Regions from separate parts of the Homo sapiens genome. Here region 1 is linked to region 2. A link is an interaction called in ENCODE POLR2A ChIA-PET data of the cell type or tissue named here. Cell type or tissue: B cell. All regions are shown on one strand.

Evidence for each region. Peaks named below come from ENCODE experiments on the same cell type or tissue, not always from the same donor. Only the 100,000 strongest peaks of a DNase experiment are listed, where the experiment ranks them.
Region 1: POLR2A ChIA-PET joins it to region 2 with 5 read pairs; 2 of 35 experiments call an interaction of 5 or more read pairs at or near these places.

Annotation. Positions count from the first base shown.
Region 1 is chrX:16,711,479-16,713,978 of GRCh38, reverse strand. It overlaps CTPS2 (CTP synthase 2), which reads left to right and starts at 1,310. Exons shown (of 19, transcript NM_175859.3): 1 at 1,310-1,644. RefSeq lists silencers at 1,438-1,527, 1,588-1,857. In B cell, no CTCF peak of the experiment used is centred here; DNase peaks (open chromatin) are centred at 1,348, 1,708 and 2,098; H3K4me3 peaks cover 1,815 bases; H3K27ac peaks cover 1,331 bases.
Region 2 is chrX:15,821,892-15,824,391 of GRCh38, reverse strand. ZRSR2 (zinc finger CCCH-type, RNA binding motif and serine/arginine rich 2) reads right to left here. Exons shown (of 11, transcript NM_005089.4): 11 at 1,132-1,661. The coding sequence ends at 1,150. Among named protein-coding and RNA genes, the nearest start is that of AP1S2, 32 kb to the left of the region's middle. In B cell, no CTCF peak of the experiment used is centred here; no DNase peak of the experiment used is centred here.

The DNA.
Region 1 (2,500 bases), 890 kb before region 2:
TATATTTCTGTAGATACCTTGCCAGATTATAGCAGATTATAGCTGGACACCACTACACGATGATGGTTTCTAAACTCCACTAGGTCTTCAGTGACTCTTGTCTAACTTGTCGCTCTAGCATCTCACACTGGTTATGCGAAATTTCCACCACTTTCCTAAAACCTTCCATCTCACTTCAGACCCTTCTGTTGTCCATGTTAGCTTCCTTCAGTGGTTGGCTTCTTGCCTTCACCCGAAAAACCTCCTGTATCCGTTCCCAGCACCAATCATCCTCCAATACTCTTTTTTTTTTTTTTTTTTGAGACAAAGTCTCCTCTGTCACCCAGGCTGGAGTGCAGTGGCCTGATCTCGGCTCACTGCAACCTCTGCCTCCCAGGTTCAAGCGATTCTCTCTGCCTCAGCCTTCGGAGTAGGTGGGATTACAGGCAGGTGCCACCACACCTGGCTAATTTTGCATTTTTAGTAGAGACAGGGTTACACCACGTTGGCCAGGCTGGTCTCGAACTCCCGACCTCAGGTGATCCGCCTGCCTTGGCCTCCCAAAGTGCTGGGATTACAGGCGTGAGTCACCCGAAGAGTGACTTTTTAGAGTATTTGGGCGGGGTGCAGTGGCTCAAGCCTGTAATCCCAGCATTTTGGGAGGCAAGGCAGGAGGATCAGCTGAGGTCGGGAGTTCGAGACCAGCCTGGCCAACGTGATGTAACCCCGTTTCTGTTAAAAATGCAAAATTAGCCGAGCTTTTTGGCATCCGCCTGTAATCCCAGCTACTCCGGGGGCTGAGGCAGGGACAATCGCTTGAACCCGGGAGGCGGAGGTTGCAGTGAGCCCAGATCGCGCCATTGCACTCCAGCCTGGGCAAAAAGGGCGAACGAAACTCCGTCTCAAAAAAAAAAAAAAAAAAAAAGTCACTCTTGGAAGCCTTAATTGCCTTCCTCCCCTCACTGCACCCCCGCAACTCTTTGCTGCAGAAGTATTGTTCTAGGGAACCTTACTGGTTCCAACAGACGGGTGGACCTCCCACCAGACTGTGAGCTAGCTCCTCAAAGGCAGGCATTCTCTTTCCTTTTCCTTCTCTCCTGAGCGCTCCTGCAGTTCCTGGGGCGTAGTAGGGGATCCACAAGCGTTTGTGACCAGTGAAGTTCTTTACAAGGGTGAGATCTGCACGGGAGGACCCGAGCGAGGGTCTCGGCTTGCCAGGAAGCCGGGGTTCCCCGGGAAGCGTGGAGTTCACCCGCGCACTCGAAGTGCCTTTGCAAAGTGAGCCACGGGAGGGAGGAGCGGTCCCCGGGCTGGGCGAGGCCTGGGGCCCAGTGCGTCCAGAGCGGAGGGTGACGGGAGCTGCCTGTGCTGGAGGAATCACTTTTTAGGCGCTTGTTTTGGACCATTGCACAAACCCGGGTGCAAACCCCAAGCTCACCAGCGTGAGTGAGCTGGGCCAGCAGCAGGGAGGAGAGGGGAAGGTGGGCGAGGAGGGCGCCGCGCACCCCGAGGCCCGTGTGGGCGGTGGGAAGATCCCGGGGGCGGCTTTGGACAGCCCCGGCAGCGACCCCTTCCCCAGCCCGACAGGTGAGCGCCAGGCCAGCCGCGGGGTGGAGCCCGCCGTGCCCACCGGCCACCCTCCCCGGTGCTACCACCACCGCGCAGGTAACTTCCCTTCTGGGCCTGTCCCAGACCCCCAGGGCCTCGGCGCCCGGGCCATCCCTCGTCCCCAGGGCCTCTCCGCCCTGCACCCCCAGCCCCGGTGCACTTGTGGGGCCGGGCTCCTTTGTCCGCTCTCTGATGGCGCCGGCTCCCTGCCCAGCGCTGAGTCGGGTCCGGCCGCCAGCCCCGCGCTCGCAGACCTCGGCTGCCGGGTGTGGCGCGGGGACTGGGGAACGCTGGCCCGTGCCCAGTGCGGTTGGAGCCTGTCCCGCGCGTCCCCGGGACGCGCTTCTTCCCGCCTCCGCCCGCGCCAGCGCCCGCACCCGGATCCCCACTTCTCCCGGCCCTCGGGAGCCAGGAGAGCCCTGAGATGGCGTTGGCGGAAGTGAAGCCCCGAGCGGGGGTCTGCGAGGCTGGTGATCAGCGCCGGTAACATGGCCTTTCTGTCCTCTCCCCGGTCCCAGTGCACCCCTTAAACAACGACCCCCGCGTTTTCCCCGTACTAGATGGTTAGGGCGCATAGTGCCGAACTACGCTGCTGCTACAGAATAGCTTTTTTGGGGGCAACATAAAAAAGAATTGTATGTATGGTTTATATACAACAAAATGTCCCATTTTCAGTGTGCAAATCGACGGGATTTGACAAATTATACACTCCTGTAACCATTATCCCAAAGTGAACATTGACCATTTCCTTCACCCTGCAAAGTTCCCTGGTACCTCCTTTCTGTCAATCCACCCCAGGCCCCGCACTCAACCCCGGTTCTGATTGTTATCATAGCTTAGCTTTGACTGTTCTAGAACTTCATAGAACAAGATCATCAGGTAAGTACTCTTTTGTGTCTAACATTACTTTTTA
Region 2 (2,500 bases):
GCAAACAAGCAGGGCTCACCTGTAGTTTCAGATATTCAGGAGGCTGAGCCAAGAAGATCGCTTGAGCCCAGGAGTTTGAGGCTACAGTGCACAATGATCATGTGAACAGCCACTGCCCTCCAGTCTGGGCAACATAGCAAGACCCTGTCTCTAAAAAAAGGGGTAGGGGGCCAACAAGAATAAAAAAACATTAAATATATGAACACATAAAATTTATCAAATTGGTAAGGATTAAAATTACTTGGCGTTGTGGGAGCAGCAAAGTTTATTGACATAATAAATTTTTTATAGTCTTCTGGCAGGCAACTTGGAAATATTTTAGTATTCATGTCCTTGATACAATTTATCCTAAGGAAATGATCAAAAATATGTGGAAGTATTTAAGAAAATCCATCACAGGATTGATTTCAGCACAGGATTCTTGAATAGTACAAAATTAAAAATCTAACAATGAGGATATGGTTGAAAAAACTGATCCATATTGTGCAGTGAGTAAAACGAAGAATAGGGCTTGATGAAGTATGACTGCTTCTTGTGAATAAAAGCATATTCAACTGCATTCATATGTGTTCTTTGTATTAAAAAATGTGTACATAGGGCTGGGTGTGGTGGATCACACCTATAATCCCAGCGCTTTGGGAAGACAAGGTGGGAGGATCACTTGAGCCCAGGAGTTCAAAACCAGCTTGGGCAACATGGCAAAACGCTGTCTCCACAAAACAATGTTTAAAAATTAGCCAGGTGTGGTGGTGTGTACCTTGTAGTCTCAGCTACTTGGGTGGCTGAGATGGGAAGATCACCTGAGCCCAAGAGTTTGAGGCTGCAGTGAGCTATGATCACGCCACTGCTCGTGAGAACCTATCTCTAAAAAAAAAGAAAAAAGTGTACACACTAAAACAATGCTCCAATGTTTAGTTCTCTCTCAGGGTTAGGATTACAAGTAATTTTCATGTTGTTATTTATGTATTTTATGTTTTCTATACTAACCATACTTCATGATTATAAGAGAATAAAAATATTTTTAAATAGAATTCCAGGCTACACAGGGTTCAGCCAGACTTGCGAACCCATCTGCGTTCATAGCCTTCTATCCGAGTATGTAGCAACCATAATAAATAAGATATACAATCATTTAAGAACAAAACTAGTTTATTTGGATTTGGGACTCTGAACAGTTCTGTCTCTATTACCCGACCTCCTCCTGCCACGACTTCGGGACCTAGAGGAACTTTGGCTCCGGCTGCGGCGGCTCCTGCGGCTCCGGCTCCGGCTCCGGCTCCGGCTGCCCCGGCCCCGGCTGCGGTCCCTGCTGCGGTCCCTATTTCTTCCTCTGCTTCGTGAATTGTGCCTCTCCCGACTCTTTGATGTGCGTTTGTGAGATTTCTTCCCCCTGTGACGACTACTTTTCCTCTCGGATTCCCCATTTCTTTTGTAGGAGTGGTCTGGACTAGGGTTTCTCCTTCCCCGCAGCCTGCTGTAGTAGTCGTCGTGGTGGCCCATCCTCTCCCTCCTTTCGGAGTTCTTCCCAAAGGAGGAGCCAGTCCGATCTGGAGACAAGTAGATGTCTCTATTAGCTTCCCAGAATTCATTGTTGGGATTTCTGAACACATGAAGAAAGTTGCAGTGCTTTCCTCTTGGACATTGTTGTATTTCAAATAAACCTGCAATGGCACAGTGATGAAACAGCACTTATCACTGCATATTCTGAAGATGCTACTTTATCCTTTTCCGAAGGTACATTTCTGATATTTGGATATGCTAGAACTATTTTCTACTGTGTATTATGTAAAAGGGGCTTACATAAATTGATGTCATAATTTGGTTCCCACGATTTCAAACGTGCTCTAATAAATGACACTCTGAAAGGTAACAAATCAGAAGTTTTCATTAAGCAGAATAGCCTGTGCCCCTGTTGGATTATGGTGCAGACTGCAACTGAGCAAATGGTGACCACGTTATCTTCTCCAGGTTTCACCTTCCCACTGATTGACGATTTTGATCCCTGATTAACATCAAATAGCCAGCTCTTTGGGTCCCTGTGGTAGCACGGTTTGATGGCATGGAGGAAACAGGCCAGAACCACTGGTCAAAAGAGAAGGCGTGGCCAGGTGCGGTGGCTCACACCTGTAATCCTAACACTTTGGGAGGCTGAGGCGGGCACAGACCTGAGGTCAGGAGTTTGAGACCAGCCTGGCCAACATGGCGAAACCCCATCTCTACTAAAAATACAAAAATTAGCTGGGCGTGGTGGCAGGCGCTTGTAATCCCAGCTACTCAGGAGGCGGAGGCATGAGAATCACTTAAACCCAGGAGGTGGAGGTTGCAGTGAGCCAAAATTATGCCACTGCACTCCAGCCTGGGCGACAGAGTGAGACTCACTCTCAAAAAAAAAAGAGAAGGCCTATTAAACATAGAGGAGTCTATATTTTCTTTAAACTTTAAGATTATAAACATTACACTAATGCTTCAAATTCACTAAGTGCTTTTAATACAGAAGATT